Regions from separate parts of the Mus musculus genome. Here regions 2 and 3 are each linked to region 1. A link is a loop called in an ENCODE intact Hi-C map of the cell type or tissue named here. Cell type or tissue: left cerebral cortex. All regions are shown on one strand. Each heading gives the region's core, and the rest is flanking DNA. Links, peaks and the distances in the headings are about the cores only.

Region 1 (10,662 bases), core at 1,726-9,725:
GGAAAAGATTTTCAGGTCAGTTCCAGATCAGTTTTTCCAAGCCTGTTTTCTTTTTCTTTTAAAGTGTATATGTTTTCAGCCAAGTGTCTTCAAATCCTATAAGGCAACCAAAGGCAGTAATAATAGGCCATATTGTTTTGGGAGACTCCTGTATTCCTCCTATTGTGTCCAAGACAAGACAGGGAATATGCACCCCTGAAATCTTAACAATATCGTTGCCCGAACGAGAATGACAAAATGTCAACACTAGTTCATTTGCCAATGTGGACAAATGAAATCTCACAAGATTCTAACCCTAGATTAAGAATTACAGATTATCAGTGGCTGCTGAGAGAGAATTAGTTTCTTCCAGGTAGGCCCTTCTGTATAATTTTTCCAATCCCAAGTGTTCAGCTCTGAACTGACGTACATGTAAGCAAAGCTAAATGGACTTGGTATGTATGTATGTATGTATGTATGTATGTATATATATGCTTACAGATAAAATTTTGTGTGTGTGTGTGATGTGTAGATTCAGTTCTCTATATATTAATATCTCAAAAATTGCCCCAAGCAAATCTGAATGAAACAAAATAATAAAGAACTACAGTAATGAAAGCAACCTGTAATTTCTAAAATATTAGGTGTGATAATAGTAGCTTTCAAGTTTGAGAAGATTTGTGTAGGTCCTAAGGTATCTTGAGCCCTATCTGGAAGGCAGTGTACCATTATATAAGAAAATATTTACTCTCCTTGAAACAAAGTATTTCTGGGTAGTTGACCATCTAGTTCAGGCTGGCCTCAAACTCACTATCTCCTGCCCCAGCCTACTCAGTGGTCATATAATAGGCTTGTGCCATCATACCTCATTCTCAAATTTTCATTTATGAAAGGCTAATTCTACACTCAGTGAGATGACTCTATTGATAAAAGCATTAGCCATGAAAATCTACTGTCCCGAGTTCAGTTCCATAGAGGAAGAGGAAGGAAAGAACTGACTTCCGAAAGGAGTTCTTTGACCTCTACATACATGTAATTCCACACATACATCACACACATACACACACACACACACACACACACACACACCTCACAAAGAATAAATAAACTAAAGAGTATTTCTGGAAGGAGTGCTGAGAATGGAATAGATACAAAACTAGGAAAGAAACCAAAAGGATGATTATAGTCACCAGATATGTGATAAATTTTGAGCATTACAATAATTTGATATGGGGTACGTGTTCAGATAAGGGGAGAATGAAAGCAGATTGGGAGCAAAATTGGCTTGTAGGTTTCCAGCGTGGAAATAACAGATGATGTCAGTAATTGAGGAGGTGGTATTAAAGAACTAGGCATTTCACTTTGGATATTCTCATTCAAACCACAACATACAACATTGCACTTCTTTTCTCTTGTCTCATATAGTAGCCTCATCAAAAAGAAATCAAATTTCAAGTTTCTTGAATACTGAATCCATTTAATAGAGAATCTTAGAGTTTTTATTGCACTGACATTGACCATTTACCAGATGCTAGGCGTTGTACAATAGCCATCACTAAACAAGACAGACAGGATACATGCCCTGGGGAGCTTATCATTGAGATTCGGTGTAGCACACTGTTTGGGGGCCAGGGTGTAAATCCTGGAACCATCACTCAGCTGAGAATAAATTGACTGAGAATAAATTACTCAATGATTCAGTTTTCATTTCCTCATCCACAAAACGAGTCAATTAGGGATTATTGTCAATAGGTTATTGTACAGATTTAAGAACTTAATGCATGGTGAGTGTTCAGATCAGTGCCAAATATACAAAAAAAGCTTAATAAATGTTCCTTATTATTTTGGTGTGTGGGGGAGGTTGGAAAAATCAACAACCAAGAAAGTAACATTTTAGGATAGGAACAATAAAAATAATTAAAATAGCTAGATTTCAAAGTACTGAAAGCAAATCAGTGTGTAGCTGCTTTAGATAGTGACATCTTAGACAATAACATTTATGTTAAATTCTGATTAAAAAGGATTAGTCATATGAAGATATTTGTATTGTTTGATTCATATTAAACAACTTTATTACTTGGTCCAAATCTGCCACATTTTCTTTCTGAAAGTAAAGTGTTGTTGTTTATGTATTGCTGATGTTACTTATGGAGTCATTGCAGAGCTGAGTAGTTGAGATAGAGGTAGTATGTCTCAGAAAGCCTGAAATATTTCCATATGCCTACTTCAGAAAAAAAGGTTTGGTTATCTCTGTTCTAGGCAGAGGGAACATCACATACAGAGGCTATAATCATGGGCCAATGTAGAGTGCTCAAAGACCTAAAAGACATACTGAGATGGGTAAGAGCAATAACAATGTGTCTTGACTTCAAGCCAACTTTTATTCCACTGACCATTGCTTTGCAAATTCATGAAAACTAACATCTAAGGTTTAAGTAACTAGCCTCCACGTGGATGCATGTATACACATGTACATATATGTGTATGTGATGTTCCCCCTGTCCTACTAGTTTTTGTTAGACAGGGTCTCACTATGTATCCCTGGTTGGTCTTCAACTTTTGTGTAGACAGGCTAGCTTCAAACTCATGGAGAACTGCCTGACCTTGATTCTTGCATGCTGTGATTAAAAACAGGCAGTATTTAGCCTTATCACCCCCTTTCCTTATAATAGCTGCTCATCTTTAGTGTTTTAATTTAGTATTAATACCATTCTCTGCTTTATGTATTCCTAAGGATCAGTGTATCATGGATATCCATGTGTATTCATGTGTGTATGCATGTTAATGTGTATTCAGGTATATATGTACATGTGTATACATGCATCCACGTGGAGGCTAGTTACTTAAACCTTAGATGTTAGTTTTCATGAACCATCCACCTTATTATTTTTAAGATAAGAGTCTCAGTAGAAACTTTGGATCCGGATTAGGCTAGGCTGGCTGGCCAGTAAATCCCCAGGGACCCACCTGTCCCTACCTTTCCCATACTGGGATTAGAAGCATATGCCACCTTGTCCAGATTCTATGTGGGTCCAGAGATCAAATTCAAGACGTCATACTTGCATGACAAGCATCTTACCAACTCATTCATTTTTTGCAGATTGTCAGTTACCTGGGAATACTTCTTTGAATTCAGAGCAACTCTGTTCACTTACTGTAGGTCACTTTACTCTTAATAGGTCTATATTAACAGGATTGCTGTCTTCAATTTTTGCCTCGTTTTAAATATTTATTTTATGGCTATCCATGTTTAGTTTGCATGTACATTTGCAGACCAGAAGAGGGCATCGGATCCTATAGAAGGTTGTGAGCTGCCATACAGGTTCTGGGAATTGAATTTAGGACCTCTGGAAGAGCAGCAGTGTTCTTAACTGCTCAACCATCTCTCCAGCCCCCTCATTACCTCATTTTAAATTTGCACCCCGCTCTACTTCATTTCACAAGTGAATCTTTTGATTAGTATTAATAAATTTATTAGTGTTAATAAATTAAGATTAGATCTTAATTTAATGTTGATCAATATCCAGCACACACACACACACACACACACACACACTCCTCTTTTATCTATATGACAGTGCTTCCAAAAACTGTTCTTTCAAGGTTGGATATTGTAAGATGTGTTTTACTGTGGTGTTAGAGATGGGATTCAGTGTCTTACACATATTAAATAAGCATTATACTATGGACTACTTTGCTATCCCCCTGTGATATGGTAACCAGTGGATAGACTATAAATGTTTCATGGTCAAACATGTTGGGGGGAAATATTACACAAAGGACAAATAGATTTTATTTCTGACAGAACTTCTTAGAGTCTTCAAATGCTAATATGTGCCATGAGTCACTGAGTTAGTCTGTAGCATTTTTTTTTCTTACACGTGTTTGACCAAATCCTTCCACCCCCCAAAATATCAGTTCATATCTTAAGGGGCGGTAGAGTTTATTACAGAGCCAATTTAGTAATTAGAATATCTGCATTTGAGGCTCTGAGTCATGTGTCTGGCCTCCCACCACGAGCCTGTTATGACTGTACTAGTTCTGCCAAAAGAGTCTCTCCATATTCTCACTATGGATTGAAAGTTAGGGTAGATCTAGCTCAGGTTGCAAAGGTCATCTCTGGACCATAGTCTTTCATCAATTTACTTATATTATGTGGCAAAACTTAGCACTTATGATCCAGGTACTGTTTGATGTGTTGGAGATAGACCAGTGATAGATAGGCAAAACTCTCACTCTCATGGAATGCATATTTGTGTTTGTGCATGAATATATGAGGGCATAAAATAAACATATGTGTTGTTTTATATCTGGTGATAAGTTTCCAAAATAAAAAGGACTAGGGTGCTGGAGATGGTGCTACTTTAGGTGGGGTGATCAGAAAGGATTATCTGATCAGGTGCTCTGTAATCTAAGAGAAGACATTGGACAGACTTATGGAGAGTGGGAGGAAGTACAATTTGAAAGAGAGGTAAGAGCATGTGATGTTCTTGGGGGTGTCTAAGAGTGGTGTGTCTTGTCTTTTTTTTTTTTAAGATTTATTTATTTATTATATGTAAGTACACTGTAGCTGTCTTCAGACATCCCAGAAGAGGGCATCAGGTCTCATTACAGGTGGTTGTGAGCCACCATGTGGTTACTGGGGATTTGAACTCAGGACCTTTGGAAGGGCATCTCACCAGCCTCCGTGTGTCTTTTCAAGGGTATTAGAAGGCCATTGTGCTTGGATTATTGTGGGCAAGGATGGGAGTTGTATAAGATGAAGTTGGAGAGTTTGGCAGAGAATGGCTACTGCCAGGTCTGCTATACCTTTTGCAATTTGCAATTTCTTTTAATGGCAATGAGAGGAGACAGAGTTTGTAGCAGGGGTTGAGGTTTTAAATGATTAGATTTCCATTTTGAAAGGATCATGGGCCAGAAGTGGGAAAATGAAAACCTGACTAGATTACCAGTTAGATGTTGGGCGCTGGGGCATGGAAAGTGTCTAGGATGGCATGCCAGAGTCTGTTTTAGGTAGCTGGGTGATACCACTAAATGAAATGGAATGGGCATAGAAAGTGAGAGGTCCTTTTTGGCCATATTCTTAACATTGCCTATTAGGCAGGCAACTGGAGCCGGAAAGCACTGAGATTCATGTGAGAGCTTGGACCCAAGGAAGAGATCTGAGATGGGGAAATAAAACTGGGTATATGAATCACACTGGGATCCATCAGTATATGGATCACACTGGAAATCATAGGACTAGAGGGTCTCCCACTGAAGTGACTATTTATGGAAAGGGGAGTCCAGACCTGAGCTCTGTGGGATACAGTCTTCAGGGATAGAAAAACAGGAGGAAGAAACAACAGAACCTGAGGAACATGTAGTGAGGTGGTAGGAAAACCAGGAAAGGTGTGTTGTTGTGGAAGCCAGACAGTAAGTAACCGACACTGTTGATTGGGAAGACCTGGTCGGTGGTAAGATTTAGATTGGCCCTGATGGCACATTAAACCTCTAGGACCAATGCAATGCAGAGAGCAAACATACATGTTTATTAGAACAACTCAGAAAAGTTATAAAACATGAAAACGGTAGCAGAGTGGAAATGAAAGAATAAAATGCACCAGGCACATGCTATTTCTCCACAGTAGGAACATAATTATTTTGAACCACTCTCTTTCAAGCAGACTGTGGAGTGCATTTACCACTGGAGTTTTAGAACAGTGTCCTATTGACAAGACTGTGCCGAAAGTGCTTTTCTTCTCACCATCCTGTTAAGAGCTGCTTGCTTAGAGAAGCTTTTGGTCAACCTCTGGATTTCAGACAAGTAGCTGCTTCTTTTGAGAGCAGTATAAGGTCCCCTTCTGCAGAAGCAATGATGTTCTTGTACAACAAAATCAGCCTTCTGTGATTTTTTTTTCCCTTGTGGAACAGACTGGCCTCTGTGCTGTTCTCTGAAGAAAGTATCTGCAGCCACTCCCTCCCCCTTACATTCTCAGTTGGAAAAAAAATAGCCCGATGAGCTGTCCCTTTCATACTGCAGGCCTGTGGTGTGGTGAGTCAGCTTCAGACTAATTCAATTAAACACCTCCAGCTGAATCTGTCAAACAATTTTTTTTATGGGCCCAGATTTATTTTGTTAATAGGATCAACATATGTTATATACAAAGGTAACCATTAAATAATTATAAACAAATAATTTCATCACATACTCCCAGCCAATTTTGCATCTCATGCCAGATACAAAACATTTACTTTAATAAATTTACAGTGAGCAATTTGCATAAAACCGTTGAAAGTGGGGATATTTTCAAAGCAGCTGCTTATGTGATGTGATTAGCAAAATCTCCCCATCCCCCACTCCCACCCACACAAGCCATTAGTCATTCCTTTGAATTAATACATTGAAGGCCTCTGTTAAAATTAAAATATTATCTCCTAATAGAGAGACAAATGAAGCTATTAACATTTAGCTTGAGTTAGTTGATTGAATTCCTTAATCACTTAGCAAGGTCCTTTGTAAAAGGAACCCAGCAGCTGTTAAGTCGTGAGGAGGGGAAAGGAAAGGTCCAGAACATTCCCTAGGGAGGAGAGGCAGGGTTGGGTATTTTGTGCAGGGCTCTCTTAAGCCAGAGACTCTGAAGCACTGGAAACTCAGGTGCAGGGGAGATGGACTAAAATACAAAGGGTGGGATCATTTCTAATGGGTGAGAAAAGCCATTAAAATCAAACCTCCTTTACTGTTAGCTCCACCAAGATGGAGCTAGCTTTGTTCAGGTACACCCTAATGAAAGTGGTCACTCCGTTATGTTCTAGAATAGTCTTCACTGCACTGTGGGGGATCTTACCAAGTGAGACTGTAGTGCAACTGAGTTCTCACTTCAATTTGTGACTCATTCTTTTTGTAGTCATACCTTTTGTTTTGTTTTAAACTAAACTATCAAAAAGCTTTCCTTTTTTTTTTGTTTAATTTTAGTGTTCAAGACAGGGTTTCTCTGTGCATTCCTGACTGTCTTGGAACTCACTCTGTAGACCAGGCTAGCGTCAAACTCAGATCCACCTGTCTTTGCCTCTCTAGTGCTAGGACTAAAGGCATATACCACCATGCCCTATCCATAAAACATTCTTAACGCACAATATGCAGTTATTGAAAGATCTCCATACAAACTAATCTCAGTTCTAGGTTTGAATCGTGTACAAGGTGTTACCAGGCTCGAAGATCTATCTTCCACAGGTGGAATAATCTATAGTTGTCCAGTGTGCTACTTCTATCTTTCACTTTTTAACAACATACACTTTGACACTTTAACCACTTTTTAGTGTTCAATTCAGTAGCATTAAATACATTCACAAAACAAATTATTTCTAGAAAAATTTCAAAAATCCAAGACAGAAACCATGTACGCTTTAAAGGATGTTTCATTTCCTTCTCCCACTGGTCCCTAGCATCCTCCATTCTACTTCCTATCTCAATGCTCCTTACCCTTTAAATTTGTTTCTAAGAGGTCAATAAAATATTTGAGAAATGCAAAACAACATATACAGTGCTGGATGCTTACCTGTCATGGTTTGGGTTTGAAATGTCCCAGCAAAAGCTTATGTGTTGAAGGCCAACTTGCCCACTCTGTACCAGTGGGTGTTCCAAGCGGGTCCTTTGGGAATGAACTGAATCACAAAGGCTTTAACCTCATCAACTGACTTGTCCACTGATGCATTCATGGTTTAAAGGACTATTGGGAGGTGGTGGAAACTAGGAGCTGGGACTTGGTTATAGGAAGTAGGCCCTTAGGTATGTGCCCTTGAATGGTATACTGGGACTCTGAACTCCTATTCCCACCCCCTCCTCCTCCCCGTCCTCCCCTCTCCTCCCTCCTTACTGTGAGGCAAGTTCCTTTACAGTCCCATCATGGTGTTCTGCTTCCCCATAGCATCAGAATCAATAGGACCAGTGACTACAGACTGAAAACTCTGAAATCATAATCCAAAATAAATCTTTCCTCCTAAGTAGTTTCTCAGATTTTCATCACAGTAGCAGAAAGTTAACATTGTTTCCTTCCTATTCCTGTCCTCCAGATAACCAGTGCAATCAACTTTAGAGGTATCTTTACTGAGAATACTTATTTGTCCACAAATATCCCTACGTCCCTTTTCACACTACTAGACGTATCGCCCTTAGTTTCCTAGTTACTAAACAACCTGGGTCTCTCCGCAGGCAGACTGACTCCAAATAAATGTAAATATAGATGCACACACATAAAATATACATATATAATTATTTCTAATATTTGTGTGGTGAATTTGCCCAGCAAATCAGCAGATTTCTGACTCATGAACTTAAAAGAAATCAAGTGTTTTATTGAGTCAAAGGTCCTATGGTAGAGAATTTACCCATCTGACCTTGTCCAAGAATACAGTATAATCCTGTTAACCAAATACAACACATCTCCACTGTTTTATTTCCCATTTTCCTGATGATTAGTCACATTAAATATCTTATTATCTGCTATTTTTCTATTTTTGAAAAATACCCATTTAAGTTCTCTGCCCCTTTTAAAACACATATTCTAGACAGTAAGTCCTTATCATGCATATATGGTTTTAAAACATTTTCTCCCATTCCCAATGTGTCGGTTGTGTACTCTGCTGTGTAGGTGTTGGTGCTATGTAGTCTCATTTGTTTGGTTTTGCTCTTGTTGTCTGTGCTTTGGATATGACACATTAACTTTTACATCTCTTGGTGCTGTACTTCCTTTTAGGTAATGTGGTTGGGTTTTTCCCTTCATTTCCACTCCAGTGTTCTCTAGCAGGTTTGTTTAACAGTGCTGTTGGCTGACTGCTATTGGTTCCCTGATAAGACACACCCATCTACCTTCATTTTTTTTTCTGGATTTGTTCCCAAGCACAGTAATGGGAGGCCCATGTGAGAGGGGCTGTTTCGGATTGCTTTATTCCTTCCTCATTTTGAGTGGAGCTAGAAAGAATATCCTCTGAGGTGGCTTCCTTCTCTCATCTACCTTTTAAGTGTGTGTGTGTGTGTGTGTGTGTGTGTGTGTGTGTGTGTGTTGGGGGGAGGTGGTAGTCTTTGAGCCAGTGATAGGTTAAAAGACAGGCTGTATCCAGACCAATGGGAGGCTCCTGGCTTCCAAATGGATCTTATTAGGGACATTGTATTCTGGATGGCTAGCATCTGCCTCATTGTCCTCTTGGCAGTGACCCTTTTGTATTGGTCAAGGATCTGAAGGTGCAAAAGAAACCTTACCCCATACACTTTTAGTGGCTTTAATCCACCTGAACAACTTGTGCCCAAGTCCAATAGAACATTGCCATTCTCCCTTTGTCAAAAGAAAAAGGGGTTGGGTTTCCTTCAATTGTCTGCCCTTCTCTGTCTCCTCCACTATTTTTGTTTTACTCTCTAGTTAACTTTGCATACAACAGCTTCACCAGTAGGACCTGTGAGGAGGATCCAGGCACACTCTTTTCATTGGCGAGTGCAACAGCCTTCTCCTTGCTCTCATCTGGGGGTTTGTGGATGTAGAAGGGAGGTAGGTGGGTGAAGAGTTTGGCCACAGTCTTCCTTCTGCGCTTCACACACACCACCCGGTCGTGGACGCGCAAACACACACACACACACACACACACACACACACACACACACACACACGCTCGTGCGCGCCTGCTCAGGCCCCTTCTCCCTGTGTCTTCCATCAAGATGACAGGGTGCTGGAGAAAAGGCTGCTGGAATCAGCTGGTAGGTACAGTAGTAATCTGAACCCCACCCACCCACTGCCTTTGCTTGCTCGGGTTTCTCTGGTCACTCCTGCCAGGGGAGAAAACATGTAAGCGCGCCTCCAGAGGAGGGGCACGGGGAGTTGGGAGTGGCGGGGGCGGCGGAAGGTGAGCCTAGGAAGGTGGCCCAGCGCCCCTTCTGCCCGGCCCCTCCCCGTGCTCCCGTAGGGTGTCAGCCTCGGCTCTGCTTGCCCCCACTCCACCCTCCTTTCGAAGGGATTGCCTTTTTTTTCCCTCTGCTGCGGCGGAAATGACAGTGTGGTGCTGCGGTGGTGTCATGGTGCTGCCTCTGGACCGAGAGGCGAAAACTCTTTAAGTTTAGCCCGGGAGACCTAGACGCGGGAACGTCGCGGTCTCCGTGCTGTCCCCCGTGGGGCGCGCGGGCTGGCGGATCCCGGCTGTTGCGCGGCGGCGGCGGCGGCCGCAGCGGCGAAGGCGGGCGGCGGCCTAGAGTGGTGGTGGCGGCGGCGGCGGCGGCAGCAGCGACAGCGGCCCGGGAGCTTGCACGGGAGCCCGAGCCAGCTTGCTGCGGAGGCCGGCGAGCGCCCGGCGCTCCCCGGCGCGCGTAGGAGATGGCTGGCACCCGGGAACAATATGGGTAAAACGCGTCCCCTCGCCGAGGCCCGGGGGGATGGTGGTGGTGGTGGGGTGGCTAGTGTCGCCGCCCGCGCCGGGCTTGGCCCTGGCTGGCTCCTGCTGCTCTTCAGGTGCCGCCGGGGCTGGAACTGGCCGAGGACACTTGGGCTTGGGGGGGGGGGCGGCAAGAGGGGGGAGACGGGGTCCTGGCGGCAATGGCAGGGCCCCGGTTGTCTGTCACACTGTTGTGACCCGAGCTCCTGCCGCTGCCCTCCTGGGAAGGAGTTTGCACTCCTAGATCCCAGGCTGGGGACCGGCCCGAGGCCTCCCGCTTGGCCAGGC
Region 2 (10,662 bases), core at 1,022-9,021, 200 kb after region 1:
GCCTCTGCCTCTGCCCCTCTGCCCCTGCCCCTCTGCCCCGCCCCTCTGCCCCTGCCCCTCTGCCCCTGCCCCTCTGCCCCGCCCCTCTGCCCCTGCCCCTCTGCCCCTGCCCCTCTGCCCCTGCCCCTCTGCCCCTGCCCCTCTGCCCCTGCCCCTGCCTCTGCCTCTGCCTAGTGCTGGGATTAAAGGCGTGTGCCACCACTCCCGGCGAAAACGGATTATTAAACACATACTAGAGAACCATTGAAGACTGGCTTGGAAGGCAGTGTATCCTTACCTTAAGTCATGAAGGTGAACAATGGAGGAGTTAGTGTCTTAGGGTCCTGTGGGAACGTGAAAGGCATACGAGCTAGCTTTAAACTCCGGAGACCCAGCAGATTAATTTGCAAGGTGTTTGCCATGCTCCCAGATACTAGATTCCTGACACGAGGTCCCAGCTCCATAATTCTGTGGACTTCAGTCATGTAGGTTGTCCAGACTACACCCCTACAGTTATCTGGCAACAGACAGGTAGGCCCAGCACACTATAAAAAGAGCTGTTTGCCCCCTCCTCTCTCTTGCCCTCTTGCTCTTACTCTATTACTCTTTTACCTCTCTCTCTTGCCCTCTTGCTCCCTGTCTCTCCACCTTCCCTCTTTCCCACCATGTGGCCATGGCCGCCCTCTACATCCCTACTCTCTCCCTCTCTCTGTCTTTCTACCATAAATGCTTTAAAACCATGGACTGCCTCTTAGACTCATTGGGATCTGCCATGCTGGAGCAATGGAGCAGGTTTTCCCCTAAAGAGGTGCATGTCTAACCTCCCACCAGGAGGTTTCTCTGCATTCCTAGTTATGGCTTCCAGCTGAGCCAAGCCACTTGCCACCAAGCCACCCTCCCGACCAAGCTAAGGACTCTCCTCCCCACAGTATCCAGCCAGAGTTCTCTCTGGGCCAGAGCCTGCCTCCAGGCCCCACTGCTCCATTTTCAGCTCTTCCATGGCATTCATCGGCAGCGCTGAACTCCCGGAGCAGGGCTCTGTGGCTTCTCATAGCCCAACACCCGGCAGCATGGGGTGCACAGTCAAACTTCCTGCATCTAACTCCATAAGTAGCTCTAGCCCTGTGGCGGGCAGTACACGGGGCCACATTTTTAACCCACATGATCTGCCTTCTTGTACTGTGGGTTGTCATTCCACATAGTTTCATGTAACTGAATGAGGGGGGTCACAAACAACTTGCCAACAATAAAAGACTTGTGGACACACAATAACCAAAGTTAATTTAAAATCAAATGTAAAATGTATCCAGGGAGATTCTGGCTTTGTTTCCCCCTGATATCTCCTGTGACTTCATTGCAGTCTTGATTTGGAACAAATTGTGCTCACTTTTCACTGTGGACATGTTCCAACACATGAGACAGTACACGCCTGTAATGCCCTGGCTCTGTAGGCCTTTGGCCTTGAAGAAATGCTGGGAGCCAACCTGGCCTGGAATGGTTTGAAGTGAGACACAGGGTTGGACTTAGATTTAAAGACTGATGGTCTCTGGCCTTCTAGCTCTCTAATTATACTGAATGCTTGCTGATGGCTTCTGTAGACTTAGCACCCTCTTGCTTATTCTGTGGCTGAAAACTGCTGGCTTCTTTTCTCTTTAACTCTCTGTGGCTTCGTTTTTCTTTACGAATCTCTGTGCTTTATTAAATGCTGTATCCCTATTTTATCATTCTCAAGTATTGTTCTGTACTTCATTAAGCGCTGAAAACTATTACTGTTCCGCGTTTCATTAAGTGCCAGGGAAACAACTCTTTGTTACTATTCTGTGCTAAAAACTTAACTCTTTCTTACTTCTGTTTAAATAAGTGCTAATATCTGGTGATTAATATGCTGTTTAGCAGTGGGAATTCAGTAAAGGATTTATTGCTAATGCTCCTTATGATAGCCAGCCCTTAGGAAGCCCTTCAGAGGCTTACATACTTAACTCCTTGTGAACCAGAGAAAAAGGAAAACAAAAGAATCCAAATGCTTTATACAGTCAAATATGCACAGACACATATCTCCACACTCTGGCTGGGCCTGGTCATCTGTCACAGTCAACTCCACAAGTATTCATGCATGCTTACATATATACGTATGTATACATCCACATATACTTATAGACAAACACACATATACATTTGGATGGATGGATGGATAAATGAATGAGGCAGAGCTCCCCAAGCCAAACCAACCAACAACTGTATTTCCTTTCTCTAATCTTTTTATACCTTTTTAGGTAAAAAGTTCTTTAGAAAACTACCTCAGAGATAAAACAGTATCAACTAAGCTGGACCCCTGGGAGCTCGCAGACACTAAGCCACAAACCAAAGAGCATACATGAGCTATTCCACTCCCCCCCACCCCCACCCCTGGCACATATGTAGCAGAAGACTGCCTTGTCTGGCCTCAGTGGGAGAGGAAGCCCCTAATACTGTAGAGACGTGATGCCCCAGGGAAGGGGGATGTGTGTGGGAATGGGTGGGTGTTACAGAAGGATGTTAATATTAAGTTCAAATCAGTGTATCATTCTATATGTTCATTATAAGTTCAAAGTAACAGTTTTTACATGGCATTGCTTTATCGTAGTGTATACTTGTAGCTATATTCTAGGATCTAATGTTTACCTTTGAACACAATTTTATCCCAAGTCTATTTCCCCTGTTAGTGTGATTATGAAAGCTCATATTTCTATTTATGCAGCCTTACTATTATTAGAAGTGGGCACATTATATTATTGATTCTAACTTTATTACATCTTTTGTAACAAGCCAACTAAGACCACCCATCTCTAAAACCATTCTTCCTCAAATTATTTGAATCAAATCAGGAATTCTACAGAATCATTAATTCATCTTAACAGCATTAATTCATGAAGGTTCATCTTTACATTGATCTGTAGGAAAGCAATAGGGTGGGCTAGTGCCCAGGGAATATTATATTAATTTAATAACGACAGGAAAGGCATATCAGTTTCAGGAAGCAATCCTGAGATGAAGTCTCTTTGGAACCTTGCCATCATAGACTGTGCAAAAATGGTGGGACACTGCCAGGAAGGCCACCTGCTAGCCTTGGCCTATTCTAGATGGCTCCTGACATCCCCTCCCTTCAAATAAAATAAAACGAAACGTGAATCTCTCCATTTTACAGCTTACCCTAGATATGTGATGATGAAAGAAGCAAAATAATCTCTAAATTTATAAGGAAACTCCATATGAAATTACTTTAAAAATTTTAGCTGAACTAGAAAACTAGCTCCTGGTATTAATCTGAAAATGTAAAGTTTCTGTCTTAATAGCAATCTGTAAATTATTTTAGACACCCCACAGATGTCCTGGTATTTGCTTTTAGGACATCTCTGGTCCAATAATAGGAGTAACAACATAAATCCATTTATGATTGGCATGACATGAAGTGATTAAAGTGTCTTAATATTTTTAGTCTGAGTCCTTATGTAGAGGATGACTCTAAGACATTAACTCCATCTGTAAAACCTTGATTAATTTTTTCTTCCTATTTGTCTCTTTTCCTCCCTCCCTCCCTCCCCCTCTTTCTTTCTTTCTTTCTTTCTTTCTTTCTTTCTTTCTTTCTTTCTTTCTTTCTTTCTTTCTTTCTTCCTTCCTTCCTTCCTTCCTTCCTTCCTTCCTTCCTTCCTTCCTTCCTCTCTCTCTCTCTCTCTCTCTCTCTCTCTCTCTCTCTTTCCTTCCTTCCTTCCTTCTCTCTCTCTCTCTCTCTCTCTCTCTCTCTCTCTCTTTCTTCTCCAGATTTTATTCCCCCATCCACCCTCTGACTGTTCCACATCCCATACCTTCTCCCCACCCTCTGTCTCCACGAGGATGCTGACACCCCCATCCCCTATCCTCCCCCCCCCAGACGTCTTAACTCCCTGGGGCCTTCAGTCTCTTGAAGGTTAGGTACATTATCTCTGACTGATCAAAGACAGTCCTCTGCTGTATGCATGTTGGGGGCCTCATATCAGCTGGTGTATGCTGCCAGGTCCAGTGTTTGAGAGATCTCAGGGGTCCAGATAAATTGAGACTGCTGGTCCTCCTACAGGGTCACCCTTCTCCTCAGCTTTTTCCTGCTTTCCCTAATTCAACCACAGGGGTCAGCAGCTTCTGTTCATTGGTTGGGTGCAAATATCTGCAACTGACTCTTTCAGCTGCTTGTTGGGTCTTTTGGAGGGCAGTCATGATAGGTCCGTTTTTGTGAGTGTTCCATAGCCTCAGTAATGGTGTCAGGCCTTGGGACCTCTCTTTAAGCTGGATCCCACTTTTGAGCCTGTTGCTGGACCTTCTTTTCCTCAGACTCCTCTCCATCCCTGTAATTCTTTCAGACAGGAACAATTATGGGTAAGAGATGTGACTGGAATGGCAAACCCATCCCTCATTTGATGTCCTGTCTTCCTGTTGGAGGTGACTCTATAAGTTCCCTCTCTCTACCATCAGGCATTTCATCTAAGGTCCCTCCCTTTGAATCCTGTGAGTCTCTCACCTTCCAGGTCTCTGGTGCATTCTGGAGGGTCCCCCCACCTCCTACCTCCCAAGGTTGCCTGTTTCCATGCTTTCTGCTGCCCCTCAGGGCTTCAGTCCTTTTCCCTCACAATACCAGATCAGGTTCCCCTCTCCCTGACATCCCCCAGCCTTGATCAATTTTTGCTTGAGTAATCAATGCCAAGGGAACATTTTGGGATTTAGAAGCCAAATCTTTTAAGTTCAGACTCCGTTTTAGAGAACCTGACCTAAGTTTGAACTCAGGTAAACTAACAGGCTGGTACCTAGCATTAGTTTCCAAGTTGCCCCCAACAAAACCCAGCTCCAGTCTCTAGGCAAATCCCCAACAAAACCAGTGTCTCCAAGTTATACCCTCAACAAGACCAGTGTCTCCAGGTTATTCCCCTAATAATCCTGCACCCCAGGTTAAAAGCCCACTCCCTGCCTAATGACCACCAATGCAGAGGGGAGCAGAAATTAAGTTTATGATTTGACTACCAGCACCAGCCAGTTACATTAAGGCTATAGTAGCTCACCAATTAGATGCTTCCACACATACTCCTTGCTTGTTGTTTACTATAAAGCCTTGCCCCATAGATATTTGGGGCTTCCCCACCATCAAAACCATCCTGCATGACATTGGTGTGCTGGTGTGTGTGTGGGGGGGAGGGGCTGATAGCTCCAGTAGAATAAAGACCCTGCTGTGAGTTGCATCAGATTGGCTCCTGTCTGTGTTTTTGCAGATCACATTTCCCTGGCACTACATTTTGGTGCATTGGCCAGGAAGTTCCCCATGATCTGGAAGGTCTTGAAGTCTAGGTATTTGTGTTTTTATATTTGTAACACTGTGTTAATCTTCCTGCCTTTTCCGTCTGAGAGCTGAAGTATCTGAGCTTTCTGTGTGAGATCTGCACAGCAGAATGGAAGCAAGCTTGTGTCAGGTAAACGTGGTAACTCTTCCAGCTGTCCTGAGATGATGTATTTGTGTGGAAGCTGGTGGCTTGTGTTGCCATGGTAATTCTTCTAGGTTTGTGCTGCGCTGAGGAATCTGAGTGTCAGAAGCTTTCTATGTGGTCTCAACAGGCCAGTCCTTGCACAGTGGCGCAAAAGCTTGTGATTTGTGTGCCGGCTAATTTGTCTGAATGTTAGAAGCTTTCTGTGAGATCTACAGGTAGAAACAAAAACTTGTGTAAAGATAAATGACTTATGTTGCCATGGTAAATTTTCCAGGTCTGAGTAAACATCTGTGAAGTACTACCTGTTGTCATATGTGTGAGTGTCACCTTCTTGTTGGTTCTTGTTACTGCGGGCTGTATCATTTTCTGGTTGTGTTTTTTTGTTGTTGGCTGCCTCTGTTCACAGATTCTGAGTGGTACCACATCTATCTTCTGTGAGCGCCACCTTCTGGTTGGTTTTTGTTATTACAGGCTGTATTTTTTTTTTTTTCTTTTCTTTCTGGTTTTGGTTTTTGTTGCTGGCTGTCTCTGTTCACTGATTCTGAGTGGTATACCACATTCTCCTGTGAGCTCCACCTTCTGGTTGGTTCTTGTTACTTTGGGCTGTATCTTTTTCTGTTCTTGGTTTTTGTTTCTGGTTATGCCTTCTTTTGTTCATTGATTCTAAATGGTGCCACATCTTTCTGACCTTGAATTTGTTCTATGGCCAATTTATAGTTAGGACAGATGTGTCTGGGAGCCATGACTTTGACAAGGTGACTTTGATGGACTTATTAACATGAGAAAGGCTACCTCTATCACATTCTACAGGTTCCCTTCACCACAGCAGAGGCCAAGAAGCTGGTTCCTGGCCCCATGGGGGGGGGTCCTCCCCAATATGCTTGACTTCCCCTAACTCAACCAGACTGGGATTTTAACACATTTGAAGGTAAGAGGAAGCTCTTGGTCTACTGTCGGGCTCTGCTGACAGGTCTCAAGGTGGCTGCAAGCTGGCTCACAAATTTGGCCAGAATGTATGACATTAGGCAGGGAGAAAATGAAAGCCCTACAGATATTTTAGAGAGGGTCATGGAGGCAGTTTGACAGTACACACCCATGGACCCTGAATCACCAGAAGCAAAGGTGGCAGTCGCTCTATCTTTTATTAATCAGGCAGCACAGGTTATTAAAACAAAAAACAAAAACCCCAGAGGGTTGAGAGGTTAGGAGAAAAGAATCTGAGGACTTACTGATAGTGGCAGAGAGAATATTTAATGGAAGAGAAGCAGATGAGAGGACAGAAGCAACAGATTTGAGACCTGGCAAAGATCCTGTTGGCAGCCAAGGCCAAACCAGAAAACTGTAAGAGATGTCTAAAACAGATAACCTCAGAAGAAGGAGATAATGGGGGGTTCTTAAAGTCAAAAGTTCCCCCTCCCCAAGCCCAGGGTAACCTTAAAAGTAAAAGAGAAACCCACCAGATTTTTGTTGATAATTAATAATGTTCAACATTCTGTCTTGCTAAAACCTGAAGACAAAGTCTCTTCATCAATTTATAAATGACTTCCCAGCAGCAACAGAAACAAAACAAAAACACAAGACCTCTTAGGGGCCCTAAAATAATTTAGAGTATTGAGCCTCCTATAAGACGGCCTTACTCTGTCAACTACAGGTGACCTCCCTAGACCTGGGGGATGCATGTTCAGACTCAGGGCCCTGGCATCAGCCAATGGCCAATGTGTCACCAATTGCCAGAAGCTCCCCCCTCCCTGTTTACACATCAGTGCAGCCGTGACCTCCTGGTTAAAGATGATGCCAGAAGGACTCATTACCAGCCTCTCTTCTTGAATGTCCCCAGGATAACTTTTCAGCTGCCTGACCCTGACCTCGATTGATGGGCCTCTGCATGGATGCTCAGATGGATGCAGAGGTCACATGGTTCACCAATGGCACCAGCCTCATTCTGGATGGACAGAGGTGTGCTGTGGTAGCAGTGGACTCAAACACTGAGGTAATATGTGCAGAGCTACTCCTGGCAGAAATGTCAGCCAAGAAAGCTGGACTGGAAGCTCTGACCAAGGCTTTAGAGCTGAGAAAAGACAAGAGACACAGATGGTTGGTGTGTCTTTGCTTCTGCTCATTTCCATGGGGCTATTTATAGGGAGAGAGGCATTCTGATGGCAGAAGAAAAGACTAAACTCCATCCCAGAGGGCAACAAGACAGTCCAGTGGGTGGCCACTAGAAATTGGGCCCCTCATGACCTTGATTGCACTAGACCCAGGAGACCCCATACTCTCTGATCAGACAGAGGTTTTGATCTGGATCAAAAACCTGCCCATTTCTCAGTGTCATAAGAGATGACAGAGGACAGCTGACTACAAACTAATTGTACCAGAGAAAATGGGTCTGCGCATACTGAAAAAGATCTATGGTTCCTCCCACATTGGATCCCAATGATTGCAGGACTTAGTCTGCTGGTCCCACATCAGAATTAGAGATGCCAATTCAATAATAGTTGAAATTGTTAAAGACTGTAAGGCCCGTCAATTGGCTAGTGCAGTTACCAATGAAAAGGACCCCAATACTCAATACTGGAGCACCAAGCCAAGAGTCTATCAGAAAATGGCCTTCATAGAGATAAAACCAAAAAAACTCAGATACAAATAATTGCTGGTGTTTATAGATACCTTTTCAGGATGGACTGAGCCTTTCCCAATTAAACATGACACTGTGCAAAGAAACCAGTAAAAGAAATTCTTCAAAGTTATGCTTTTTCTAAGTTTATAGGGTCAGACAATGGACCTACATTTGTGTCCAGGTAAGTTAGAGATTAGCTAATATTCAGGGGATTGATTGGAAATTTCATTGTGCTTACAGACCCCAGAGTTCAGGATAGGTGGAAAAGAAAAACAAAACCCCAAAGGATACCTTAACTAAATTGACCTTAGAGACTGATAGTAACTGGGTGACTCTCCCTTTGATCCTTTATAGAATACAGAACTCCCCATACCAGATGGGACTCACCCCTTTTGAAGTTTTGAATTACAGTGTGGATCCATCACACATCCATTTGCAGTTGAAGACCCAGGCTAGCAGGAGGAGAATTCAGCCTCAAGACTCCTTCCTATCTCCCACTGATGGGCTCCTACCCATGCATCAGGGACATCACAACGACATAGCCCTGTTACAGTTTTAATGAAGCTTCAGGAAGTTCCATGATTGGGCCTTCTAGAAAGGGGTGGGTGGGGGATGAGAGGCCAATGCTTTTAAGTTCAGACTCCATTTTAGAGAACCTGACCTAAGTTTGAACTCAGGTAAACTAACAGGCTGATACCTAGCATTAGTTTCCAAGTTGCCCCCCAACAAAACCAGAGCCTAGCTCCATTCTCTAGGCTAACCTGCAGATATTGATGGATGAAATGCACATGAAGGAAGTGACATGTATAGAAGTCTCTGTCCTGACATCTACAGAATCCTGTGGGAATATACAAACAGAGATTCTCCTGGAAAAAAAATCCAGCTTTTTTATTATCTAGGTAATAGGTCTTTTATCTTATTAGAGGCTTGAAATGATAAGAAGAGTAATTATAATCTCCATTTTAAAAATTTAGAAGTCTTTTAAGATCTGATCAACTCATTCCATAATAATTTGTCCCTGTGGACTATAGGGAACATCGGTGGAGTGTGAGAAATTAATAGTCAAATACCAATTTTGAAAGGCTTTTGAAGTATAAACAAGGCGTTGTTTGTTCTTAAGCCTATGGCATCCCACAGTTATAAGATAGTAAAACAAATGCTTTATTGTATCTTTGAAAGCTTTCTCAGGTTAGGCCAAGGCATAAATAGCAATGAGAAATAAGTGCCCATACATACAAGAAAAAAGGCTAAATTTCCAAAAGACAGGACCTGTGTAAGGTTTGTCTGCCTTAAATCAAAGGACCCAGATGTATCTGTCTCTTGTAAGACTATGCCAGGGCCTAACAAACACAGAAATGGATGATCACAGTCAGCTAATGGATGGATCACAGCGCCCCCAATGGAGGAGCTAGAGAAAGTACCCAAGGAGCTAAAGGGATCTGCAACCCTATAGGTGGAACAACATTATGAACTAACCAGTACCCCGGAGCTCTTGACTCTAGCTGCATATGTATCAAAAGATGGCCTAGTCGGCCATCACTGGAAAGAGAGGCCCATTGGACTTGCAAACTTTATATGCCCCAGTACAGGGGAACGCCAGAGCCAAAAAGTGGGAGTGGTTGGGTAGGGGAGTGGGGCGGGGGTATGGGGGACTTTTGGGATAGCATTGGGAATGTAAGTGAGGAAAATACCTAATAAATAATATAAAAAATAAAAAAAATCACAAGGACATAGGCTTATCAGGGGTTAATTCCCAAGAGTGGGCAGCTCTACAGGAATTCAGGAGCAGTTTTTCTGAGTCCTGTGATGATTTGATGGTGTAAGATTTTGTTAAGGAATTAAATTTATCCTTACCTTTGTTGACAGGACCAGGAAGCATAGAATGAACTTGAACATATCCAATAGAGAAAAGGCAATTTCTAGAATTAGTTAGTTCATAATGTTGTTCCTCCTATAGGGTTGCAGATCCCTTTAGCTCCTTGGGTACTTTCTCTAGCTCCTTCATTAGGGGCCCTGTGTTCCATCCAAAAGATGACTGTGAGCATCCACCTCTGTATTGGCCAGACAATGGCATAGCCTCTCAAGAGACAGCTATATCAGGGTCCTGTCAGCTAAATCTTGCTGGCATATGCAATAGTGTCTGTAAGATCATATGCCCCAGTACAGGGGAATGCGGGGGGGGGGGGGCAGGAAGCGGGAGTGGTGGGTTGGGGAGCAGGACAGGGGGAAGGTATAGGGGACTTTTGGGATAGCATTTGAAATATAAAGGAAGAAAATATCTAATAGAAAAAAGAATTGTGAAATAGCTAGAAAACTTTGGAGCAGTTTATTTTTTGTATTTTGTTGTTGTTTTTGTCCTGGATCTGAAACTTTTTGGTAGGGAACTGTATAATAATCGTAAAATTTCTGGTAAAATCTGAATCAATTACCCCAGGAACTATACTTATTTCTGGCTCCATGGTGCCTTCAGGAGAGGGCACCTAAGCTTCCTTAGGAAGCCCACATGGGAGTCAGAGGTAAATTTTAGCGAAGCTGTTGCTCCAGGAATTCCCCTTTGTTATTTTTTCTAATCACCTCACATAG
Region 3 (10,662 bases), core at 783-8,782, 170 kb after region 1:
TCGATGTCTAGTTTCTTGGAGGTTTTTATATATATATATATATACTTTGGATATTAGCCTTCTATCAGATGTGAAAGAATTTTCTCATTCTGTAGGCTGCCAGTTTGTTCAAATGACAGTGTCCTTTTCTGTGAAGATTCTTTTCAGTTTCATGAGGTCTCATTTTGTGTCTTAGGGCCTGTGCTACTGGTGTTTAGTTCATAAAGTCATTTCCTGTATGAGTTCAAGGCTATTTCCTATATTCTTTTCTATTGGGTTCAGTGTGTCTGGTTTTATGTTGAAGTCTTTGATCCATTTAGAGTTAATTTTTGTACAGAGTGATAAGTATGGATCTGTTTTGAGTTTTCTATATATAAAGCCATCCAATTTGTCCAGCACCACTGAACATTAACAAGCAAACTATACCTGCTGGGAGAAGGAAGGTCACTTTTGTCCAATAGAGTTAAAACTGGGTATAACAACTACTCTAGCATAGGCATTGTGTTCAGAAATAGTAGTTGGCCAACATATAATTGGACTCCACAGTTTTTGTGCTTTTATTTTATTGTAATTTGTTATTTATTTTTTAATGTGATTTTATTTTATTTTCTTGGTTTTGAGGGTGTTTTGTCATTTTATTGGGTTTTTGTTTGTTTGTTTTTTTTTTTTTTGAGGAAGAAAAACTTGTATAAATAGGGAGGGGGAGAGAATCTGGAACAATTTGGTTGCAGGCATACATTTTTCACAAAGTACTTTAATAAGGGTTCAATATCCTCTCTAGCCTACCATACAGAGAGGTAGTAGAAAAGAAATGGAAGGTAATTAGGATATGGGGCGGGGGAGGGGGGGAAGTGAACCTGTTTACAAATAATTTTTTGAGGAGATTCCAATCTTTGTTGTTCTCAGCCCAGTCCAGTAGCAAACACCAAACATGAATCAGCAACAACAGTCCAGTTTCCTTGGAAGACATCACACATGAATCAGCAAGGGCAGTTTAATCCTGAAGAAACTATGAGGCGTGCCAATCAGAAATGACAAGAAGCTGCAGGAACCTCACGAGAAGTCCTTTGGTGAATTTTTCTCTATGAAGTGACCACAAGCAAAGCTCAGCAATGCAATGTAAGGTGAACCAATACATGCGTGTCGCCAGTGAAGACTAGAGGGGAGGAGCAAAGCAAACCAACATTTGAGCTCCCACTATCTGTGGGGTCAGATTTATATTCCTTCTGAATATCATGCGTCCTTTACATGTTTGCTACAGCAAAAGATCCTTTCATCTATGTCGACTTCAGCAAAACATTCTGTGATGTGTCTGCTTTAGCAAAACATTCTTTCATTTGTCTGTCCCAGCAAAGCATCATTATAACCTAACTTTGTCTCCAAAGGAACCAGAAATTTCCACTTTACTTTGGGGAAGGGAAGAATATGATAAAATACATTTTAATTTTAAATTGTTTTAAATAATAAAAATACAATAGTGATAATAATAAAAGAATTGCTATGTATGCTAGATATGGGATAAGATATGAATGATGTTATGACAAGTTCTTCAGATTACAATGCTGCCCTTAGGGACACTTAGATAACAAACATCAGCTGAACCAAGGAAGGTGATAAAGCCCTTTTGTGCTGGAGACCTCAGGAGGGGCTTCTCTGGGAAGGTGAGGTAGGAGCTGGAACTCAAGAAAGGAAGCAAGAATATTGATAGAATGTCCACAGAAATCCTAAATAGCTCAAATGACTGCTTTTCTCATTTTCTCTGATTAGCTTGAACTTGCTACCTGGTTAGAACTCTTGAACTTTAAAATAACTATTTATTTTTGGTAGTGTCCTAGGGGACACAGGAGTCCTGCATTTGTGAAAGTCTACTGCATGCAAAGGACATCACTGAGAATCTTTTGTATGTTCTTGCCCTTGTCTTTCCTGGGCTTTAACCTTTAGGAATCTTAAGAGCCGACTCATCTTGCCATTCCTTTAGATTTTCTGAGTGTCCCCTCTCTGCAGCTGTTGTCCCCTCTCCTTAGCTCTACCCAGAGCCTGATAAGACTGCTGCTAGTTCATAATAAAAGTGGAGATTTGGGACTAAAATTGTTATGTGAAGGATTAAAATAGCCTGACTGTCAGTTAAGGAATCTGACCTGAATGTCATGAGTTGTAGGTATGGAGAGAGTTGATGACGTTACTCTAACCCCTAAAATTAAGTATTATTTTTTGTCCAGCTAACTGAATCTCGAAGGAAGAAAAATATGAAGAATGAGTTAATATAGATGGAATGAAATGTCCCTTTTCTTGAATTTCTGCTGGCCCAAGGGATCTCTCTCTCTCTCTCTCTCTCTCTCTCTCTCTCTCTCTCTCTCTCTCTCTCTCTCTCTCTCTCTCAGATACTTTCTTTATTTACATTTTAAATGTTTCCCCCTTTCCAGGTCTCCCCTTAGGAAACCCCCTATCCCATTCCCCCTCCTCTTGCCTCTATGAGGGTGCTCCCTCACCCACCCACTCCTGTTCTCCTGCTCTGGCATTCCCCTACACTGGGGCATCAAACACCCTCAGTCCCGAGGGTCTCTCCTCCCACTGATGTCCAACAAGGCCATTTTCTGCCACATATGTGGCCAGCACCATGGGTCTCTCCATGTGTATTCTTTGGTTGGTGGTCCAGTCCTTGGGAGTTCTGGGGAACCTGGCCCGTTGACACTGTTGCTCCCTCCATGAGGCTGCAAACCCACTCAGCTCCTTCAGCCCCTTCTCCAACTCTTCCATTGGGGACCCTTGAGCTCAGTCCAATGGTTGGCTGTGAACCTCTGTATTTGTCAGGTTCTGGCAGAGCCTCTCAGGAGACAGCCATATCAGGCTTCTATCAGCAAGCACTTCCCGGCATCCACAACAATGTCTGGCTTTGGTGGCTATATATGGGATGAATCCCCAGGTGAGGCAGTCTCTGAATGGCCTTTCCTGCAGTCTCTGCTCCACACATATTTCCTCCTGTATGTATTTTGTTCACCCATCTAAAAAGCACTGAAGCATCCATATTTTGTCTTCCTTGTTCTTAGGCTTCATATGGTCTGTGAATTGAATCTTAGGCATTCCGAACTTTTGGGCTGATATCCACTTATCAGTGAGTATATACCGTGTGTGTTCCTTTGTGATTGAGTCACCTCACTCATAATGATATTTTCTAATTGTTTGCCTGTGAATTTCATGAAGTTATTATTTTTAATAACTGAGTAGTATTCCATTGTGTAAATGCACCACATTTTCTGTATCCAAGGGATCTTTTTCACATGGTCACTTGGATTTCCTGTTGTGCTTTTCTAAATGAGTGCTAAAGTTTCCTGGAGCAGGTGAGATGATGACACCCTTCTTTGTATTGCACATCTGTCACTGGAGTCAGGAATTGTGCATTGCATTCTACAGCAATCAACATCTTAGAGGCCCTGACCTCAATGATAATGCTTTAGGTGACAAGGGTATACAGGTCCCAGGTAAAGGATTGAAACACCTTTGCTGCAAACTACAGACCTTGTGGTAAGTACTAGGAGAGTCTGTGTTTAGGAAGCTTTTGTTCAAGGCTATGTATGAAAGGGATAGCCAATGAGGAATGTGGGATAAAATTAACTTCCTTTTCCCTCTAGGATTGTGGTAGTGGGTTGAAATGACCTTGCCACATATACCAGGCTAGCTTTGTACATGCATCAATCTTCTTGCCTCTTTTTTTCTGAGTGCTGGATTAAAATATATAGCATCATGCCTAGTGAAGTTGATTTCTTTCCTGAATCTCTTTACAGGTTGTCATAGTGTCATCTTAAGATGCATGTAGTGGTGCTCATGCCTGTGTCCTCAACAGAGGTAAGAACCTAATACTCCTGGGCGTGAAAATGCCTTCAAGGATTTTCAAATACGGATGCTGTGTGGTGCACGGATTTGTCCAATGTGTAAAGTTGACGTAGTCTATTAAGTCACTGTTTTGGGCAAAATGGGAAAGAAGGGTTCAATATGGGCATTTTGGATTTAGTCAGAAACAGCTGCAGTGTTTGTTTTAAAGAGGAAAACTGAGGATAGGCCAAACCTAGGCAAAATGGTAAATACAATTACCCATAAAACCCTTTGTCCTCTTGGATGTAAACACAGGAGCAGAGGCAGATAACAGGCAGCTTGTATCTCATTGCTAAGAAAAACATTATAGAAGGGAAAGAACACAGGACCTAGGTGCTAGGTTTGGCTCAATCATGTGTATGATCACCATAACTTAATCTCTCTAAGCTTCAGTATCCTTGACTATTAAATGGAGATAATGCTGCTTACAGACTACTTGAAGTCAACGTGAGGATTATTGAATAGAGAACTCAATTGTAAATGTCCCTACTGGATGTACCCTTAGCGCATAGGAGATGCCACATATTAAGCCGGGTGCATTTCTATGTCTCATGCCCACTGGTGTGCTAATGAGAACATTTGGAGTATCTTTGAAACTCCAGGGCGATGAAACTGTAATGGGAAGATTTCAAGGGGTGGAGGTCTCCACCTTCTGTGGTCAGTGTCCATCTGCCAGCTCAGCAGGCAGATATGCACACAAAGGAATTCTTAATTACAGTACAACTATGTTCTGTTGGCAGCTAACCAGTGGCCAGGCGGCCATTTGTGTTTGGTATTCAGAACTGGAACACGTAATGGAAAGTAAAATCTTAGTTGTGAAAATCCCACAGTCCAAAGCCAATTTGGTAGACTGAAGCAGAACTGAACTCTGCATAAAGAGCTGATTACAAACTGCAACAGAAACTGCTTCTCTGCTTGCAAAGTGATGTCGTTTGGTTTCAAAAGCTCACAGGAGTACTTATTACCAATCAACCAGAGGGACTTATGCAAAGCATGATTAAGTCTTGAGGGGTAGGGACTTTCATAGTATTATTCTCCAAAATATGTCAATGGGACCTTTATTGTCATGATTGACATAAACTTAACTGATACACATCTTAATGCTTCTTCTTTTTTTGGGGGGTGGGGGATTGCCTTTTTTTAATTAGGTATTTTCTTCATTTACATTTCCAATGCTATCCCAAAAGTCCCCCATACCCACCCCCACTCCCCTACCCAGCCACTCCCACTTCTTGGCCCTGGCGTTCCCCTGTACTGAGGGGAACTGTACTGTGCTTCTTTAAATGTGGAGTAGCACCACAGTGGTGTCACCCACCAGCATGTGTGCCACACTAAAGGTTCTAAATAAGAGCAAGGAGTTGTTTTGTTGGGATGGGATGCTATTGTGTGTTTCCATGTAAATTGTCCCACCATTTCCCAATTCACTTGTGCTTCATCTTTTAACTAGCATGCTTATACTGTATTTTCAGGCCAACTTTTAGACTTTTATAATCAACATACAACAAGGTCATAGCAGGGTGCAATATCATTGAATACAAAATGATCACACAGAGTAGCTATAATTTTCTGATCTCAAATCAATCTTGATCATTAGAATTCATATGACAGAGCTGAAATCAGTAGAAAAATACATCATTATCAAAATAGATGAAAGAAAGATATGGATTACTTAAAAAAGTTAGGCTGGAGTCAGTCTAGGTGTACCTCCTAGAAGGAAGGGTGTTCTGTGAAAATTGGAAAAACTGAAAGAGAGGTAGTTTCTATGAGCTGCTTGCCAGAAACTGAATCTTATTCCTTAAACTGTATTTTGCTCTATAAATATTCTAGCACAAATCATAAGAAGTAGGTATACGAGGTCAGTTAGTAATCACGGTATCTAGGAGAAAGACAAGAAGACAGATAATGTTCAGTAAATAGTAACCATTTATGTAAACTGAACAAAGTGGCTCACATCTGTAGTCACAGCATTCAGAAACTCAGGCAGGAAGATTGCAAGTTCAAGCCCAGCCTAGGCTTCATAGTGAGGTCCTGGCTCGAACACCAGAAGGATTAGGTATTAGGTAACATTCCAGCAAGAATGGGGGAAGCTCTCTCTATAAGGCCTATGTCTGGTTGAAGATATACAGGAGTCAAAGACTGCTGGGGGACAGTTTACTTCTGAGAGGATAAGCCCTCAGATAGGCTACCCATGCCCAACTACTCAACCCCACATACACATATATGAAATAGAGAATGAGAGCATGAATTTGAGAGGGGGTGGAAGTATGGAGAGAGTTGGAAGAGTGAAGGAGGAAGATATGACAAAAATATATTATGCTCACATATGAAATTATCAAAAAACAATAAAGAATAAAATTAGGGAAATTGTTAATAAAAGATTGGATGTTTACAAAAATGTTAAAAGACTGGATGTTTACAAGGTTAAGGGAAAAGAAGATATTGTGTCCTCATAATGACAAAGTTCACCTTAAGTCACTCCCCAAGGATTTATTGAATATATCTTGATAAACAATTATGCCAAGAACTCTGAGAACATGAATAAGATATCAGACATCATCTGTGTACTTCTGAGGCCAGTGGTCCCAGGGCAGAAAGGCAAATAAACTGAATAATGTGTGAAATAGTCTCAAGGTCTCACAGGACCTGTCTGAGGTGATCATAATAAACTTGTAGAAAAAAGAGTCACCTCAGTTGAATCTCAGAGCTGTAGTTAGGTAAAGATGGAGAAGGCTAGTCCAAGTTTAGGACGTAGCCTGAATAACAATACCTGGAAAATAATTGTCATGGTTTGTGGTACTTGACGATGGCAGTTTGGATGATTACAAGACTGTGATATTACTGGAACATGGAAGTATAAAGCAGAGTGTGTGCTGGCAAATGGGCCTGGGGAGATAGCCAGGATGCCATCCATATATGGTGTCTGGTAAGTAGAGCACATTAACAGAGTTCTGAGTGCAATTTCAGCCCCCCCCCCCCACCTCTTCCTTTCATGGCCTCTTAGAGTAGTGCATATTTTGAAGCTTTTCTTCAGCCTACCTTTTCAAAACTGACTGAAGGTGGGGACAACTTTACTTCCACAGCTAGACAGAAAGTCCGCTTACCTACCCTCCATGATTCCATATGTCTTGGTCAGCAGACAGAAGAACACTCACTGTTCTGTAAATACTGTTAAACTTAGAATGAATGGCTGTAGAGGAGCTCCAATAATGAGCATGTGTGTGTGTGTGTGTGTGTGTGTGTGTGTGTGTGTGTGTGTGTGTGTTCAGTTGCCCCCTTCCCCATTAGACTCTTTAAGTCCATTTGTGTAATTTATTACATTTATCCATTTGACTGTGTTGAATCACCCCTGTATTTCAGGTAGAAAGCCAACTTGTTCATGGTATATAATCTTTTTGATGTATGCCTGATTCTGTGTGGAAATATTTTAAGCATTTTAAAAATTACATTCATCAGGGTCATTGGCCTGTACTTTTCTGTTGTTGTTGTTGTTGTTGTTGTTGTTGTTGTTGTCGTGGTGGTGGTGGTGGTGGTGGTGGTGGTGGTGGTGGTGGTGTCTTTATGTGGTTTGGGTATTATACTGATGCTGGCTTCATAGAAGCATGGGAATGGCTCTGTCTGCTTCTATTGTTTTGAATAGTTTAAGGAGGATTCACTGTAGATTTTCTTTGGAAGTCTTGTAGAATTCTTATGTGAATCCATCTAGCCTTAGACTTGTTTTTTTTTTTAATTACTCTTTCAGTATTATTATGTATTTAGTAGAGGTTTCTTTCTTGTCATTTTTAGTTTTTTTTTTCTCCATTATGACAAGATAGGATACAAGGAGTGAGAATAAAGAAGGTTTTTTTGTGTGTGTGTCCCAGAATGTGGCCTATTTTAGAAAAGCTTCCATGTGGTCCAGAGTAGGATGTGTATTCATAGCATTTGGGTGAAATATTCTGTGGATATCTGTTAAGTCTGTGTGATGTAGAATGGCAGTTAATCCTGATGGTTCTCTGCTTTTGTATATTCACATGACCTGCTTACTGGAAGAAGTTGGGTATTGAAATCACCTACTATTAATGGATTCTTGTTTATCTGTGTCTTTATATCCAGTAGTACTTTTTTTTTTCTTGGAAAACGGGCACACCGCAGTTTGATGTATATATGTTTAGGATAGTACTCTTTTCTTGGTTAACTGTTCCCAGGATTAAAATGAAGCATCTTCCTTTATTCCTTCACATTCTTTTTCGTTTCATGTCTATTTTGTCATATATTAGGATAGCAATTTCCCCTTGATACCTGTTCCCATTGAATGAAGTACTTTCATCTATCCTTTTATTCTAAGGCGGCATCTATCTTTAAAGCTGAGATGTGTTTCATATGAACAACAGGTAGATGGTTGTAACTTGTTAATTTTTTCAAAACCTATTTTTAATGATGGTTCTTTACGCTTTAACCTCCTTTGTAGCCTACCACCCACCAGAGGTAGTAGAAAAGAAAGGATACAAGGGAAGTGGGCCTGTTTCGAAAGGTTCTTTGGAGCAACTACCATCTGTATTGTCTGGAAATTGGCAGTTCAGTTCACAGGTTAGTGGCAGCAGTTCAATCCACTCGCAAATACTTTATGGATACATCAGCAGTTCAGTTCAGTTGAGTCAGGATAGCAAACACAAATTAACATTGGTGGCGTGACCTAGCAGAGACAGCCAGGCCTCAGCCTCCACACTACTCAGCAGGAGGGACCAGGGAGGAACACCAGAATTTCTCGGCTGTGCCTCTTTCAGTGAAGCGAAGATCAGCTAAAACATGAGACAAACAAGTACTGTACAACTAGCTCTATAGGCAAGCCTAGCTCAGGCTGTCACTGTCTGTCAAGTCCTGTTTATACTCCCTCCAAACATCACATGTCTTCCCTGGGTCTTGCCTCAGCATGTGCTCTGTCTCATGTCTCAGTTGACATCACTCTGTCCATCAGCCTGAGTCCAAGGAAGCAGCAAGACTCCTTCATCACGTGTCCTTTCACATGCTTGCTTTAGTAGAACATCCTTCGTCCTGTGTCTGCTTCAGCGAAACATTTCTTCATGAGTCTGCCTTAGTCTTTCACTTCTGTCCACTTCAGGAAACCACTCCTTCATGCGTTTGCCCCAGCAAAACACCTTCTAATACAACTACTTTCCAAAGAATCCCTAAGCTTCCACTTTAGATGGTTTTGCTCTCTCTCTCTTTCTCTCCCCCCCACAGCCTGCTCACTGCTTCCTGGTCAGCCCCTCCCCCAATCCTTTGCCCAATCCTTCCCCCATCCCCCTTCTACTCTGAGTGAGTGCCCTCCCTGTACATCAAGTCTCTGCCAGGCTAGGCACTTCCTCTCCCACTGAGGCCAGACAAGGCAGCTCAGCTAGAGGACCATATCCCACATACAGGCAACAGCTTTTGGGATAGCTCCCACTGTGGGGCGCTGGTCGTGGGAAAATAAAGGGGGTGGGAGAGATGAGCCATGGCCCGCCAGAGCTCTGGGGCTATGGGTGGGCAGACACGGGGAACCAGGTGGGCATCTGGATGTGGGAAGCCATGGAACCCCAGTCCACAGTGGTGGAGAGGAGTAGTCCGGGGTCCTTGTGCCTCACGGAAGCCAGGGATAACAGGTTCTAGCTCTTGGGCATCACAGGACATCGCTAGACACCATGGAAGAGCTGAGAACAGGTGGGGGCCCCATGGGCTGCCTGGTCTATCCCAGGGCCAAAGGGAAAACGGGCAGGGGGAGAAGGTGCTGGGTGGTTCCTGTGCAGGCAAGAGTCTTTGGTCTGGTCTGGTGGCTAGAAATGCTGAGAGGCCTTCTTGTGGGAGATTAGACCCTGCTCTTTAGGGGACGGTCTATTCCATCGATCCAGCATGGTGAGTTTAGATGAAAGGAGGCAGTCTATGGTTTTAGAGCTTTATTGTAGAAAACACACACAGAGAGAAAAACAGGTAGAGAAGTAGAGGCTGGCCATGGCCACGTGGAGAGAGGGGAGAAGGGAAGGGGAGAGAGGGAGCAAGAGGGCTAGAGAGAAAGCATGAGAAGCAAGAGAGAGGAGGGGCAAAGCAGTCCCTTTTATAGTGGGCTGGCCTACCTTGCTGTTGCAGGGTAACTGTGGGGAGTTTGGACAGCCTACATGACTGATGGCCACAGAATGATGGAGTTGAGGGCTCATGGTGTCAGGTGTTAGTGTCTGGTGGTGTAGCTCACTGTTCTGTCTCTTGTAGAATTTTCCACTGGGTTCCCAGAGTAAGCCTCACTTGACTAGAACACAGACTGCCTTTCACAGTCCCACACCCCACTCCAGTTGTTCAGGACTCACATGAAGACCAAGCTGCACATCTGCTACATATGTGCTTGTGTTAGTAAAACATCCTTTCCCCCATGTCTGCTTCAGCAAAGCATTCCTTCATGTGTCTTCTTTAGTAAGACATCCTTTTGTTTATATTCCTTTCAGGAAAATACTCCTTCACATGTTTGTCCTAGCAAAACACCATCTGACACGCCTGATTTTCTGAAGAACCCTTAACTTTCCACTTCATGAGTTAGCTTCAGGAACTACCCATGTGCCATGAAAGTCACTTTGGGAATGAACTCCAAGAACTAAGACTCCACTGGCCCACCTATCACCTACAGCCTCATTCCTATAGCAAGTTATTAACATTTACTGGACGTTGAAAGTAAAAATATAGGTCTGCCTGTATAGGCATCAGTCCTGTGGAAGTTTCTCTCATTCCCAAGGCTCTTAGATAAACCTTTCCAGCTAGAGTGTTAACCACCGGTTAAGTGTGAAATTTCAATAAAGTGGGAGAACCTTC

What was found. Hi-C counts contacts between places; a loop is a spot of excess contacts. Peaks named below come from ENCODE experiments on the same cell type or tissue, not always from the same donor. Only the 100,000 strongest peaks of a DNase experiment are listed, where the experiment ranks them.
Region 2: a loop joins it to region 1, with 2.4 times the contacts of the local background. A loop is called at or near these places in 3 of 42 quality-filtered maps.
Region 3: it touches region 1 in a loop (1.9-fold over the local background); 2 of 42 quality-filtered maps call a loop at or near these places.

Annotation. Positions count from the first base shown.
Region 1 is chrX:140,654,937-140,665,598 of GRCm38, forward strand. Mid2 (midline 2) reads left to right here and starts at 10,020. Exons shown (of 10, transcript NM_001358366.1): 1 at 10,020-10,342. The coding sequence starts at 10,339. In left cerebral cortex, for the core only: a CTCF peak has its summit at 3,264 (motif pointing right); a DNase peak (open chromatin) is centred at 5,886; H3K4me3 peaks cover 95 bases; H3K27ac peaks cover 29 bases.
Region 2 is chrX:140,851,710-140,862,371 of GRCm38, forward strand. No RefSeq gene overlaps it. Among named protein-coding and RNA genes, the nearest start is that of Tex13b, 44 kb to the left of the region's middle. In left cerebral cortex, for the core only: a CTCF peak has its summit at 5,911 (motif pointing left); DNase peaks (open chromatin) are centred at 5,538 and 5,933.
Region 3 is chrX:140,827,260-140,837,921 of GRCm38, forward strand. No RefSeq gene overlaps it. Among named protein-coding and RNA genes, the nearest start is that of Tex13b, 19 kb to the left of the region's middle. In left cerebral cortex, for the core only: no CTCF peak of the experiment used is centred there; DNase peaks (open chromatin) are centred at 4,633 and 7,750.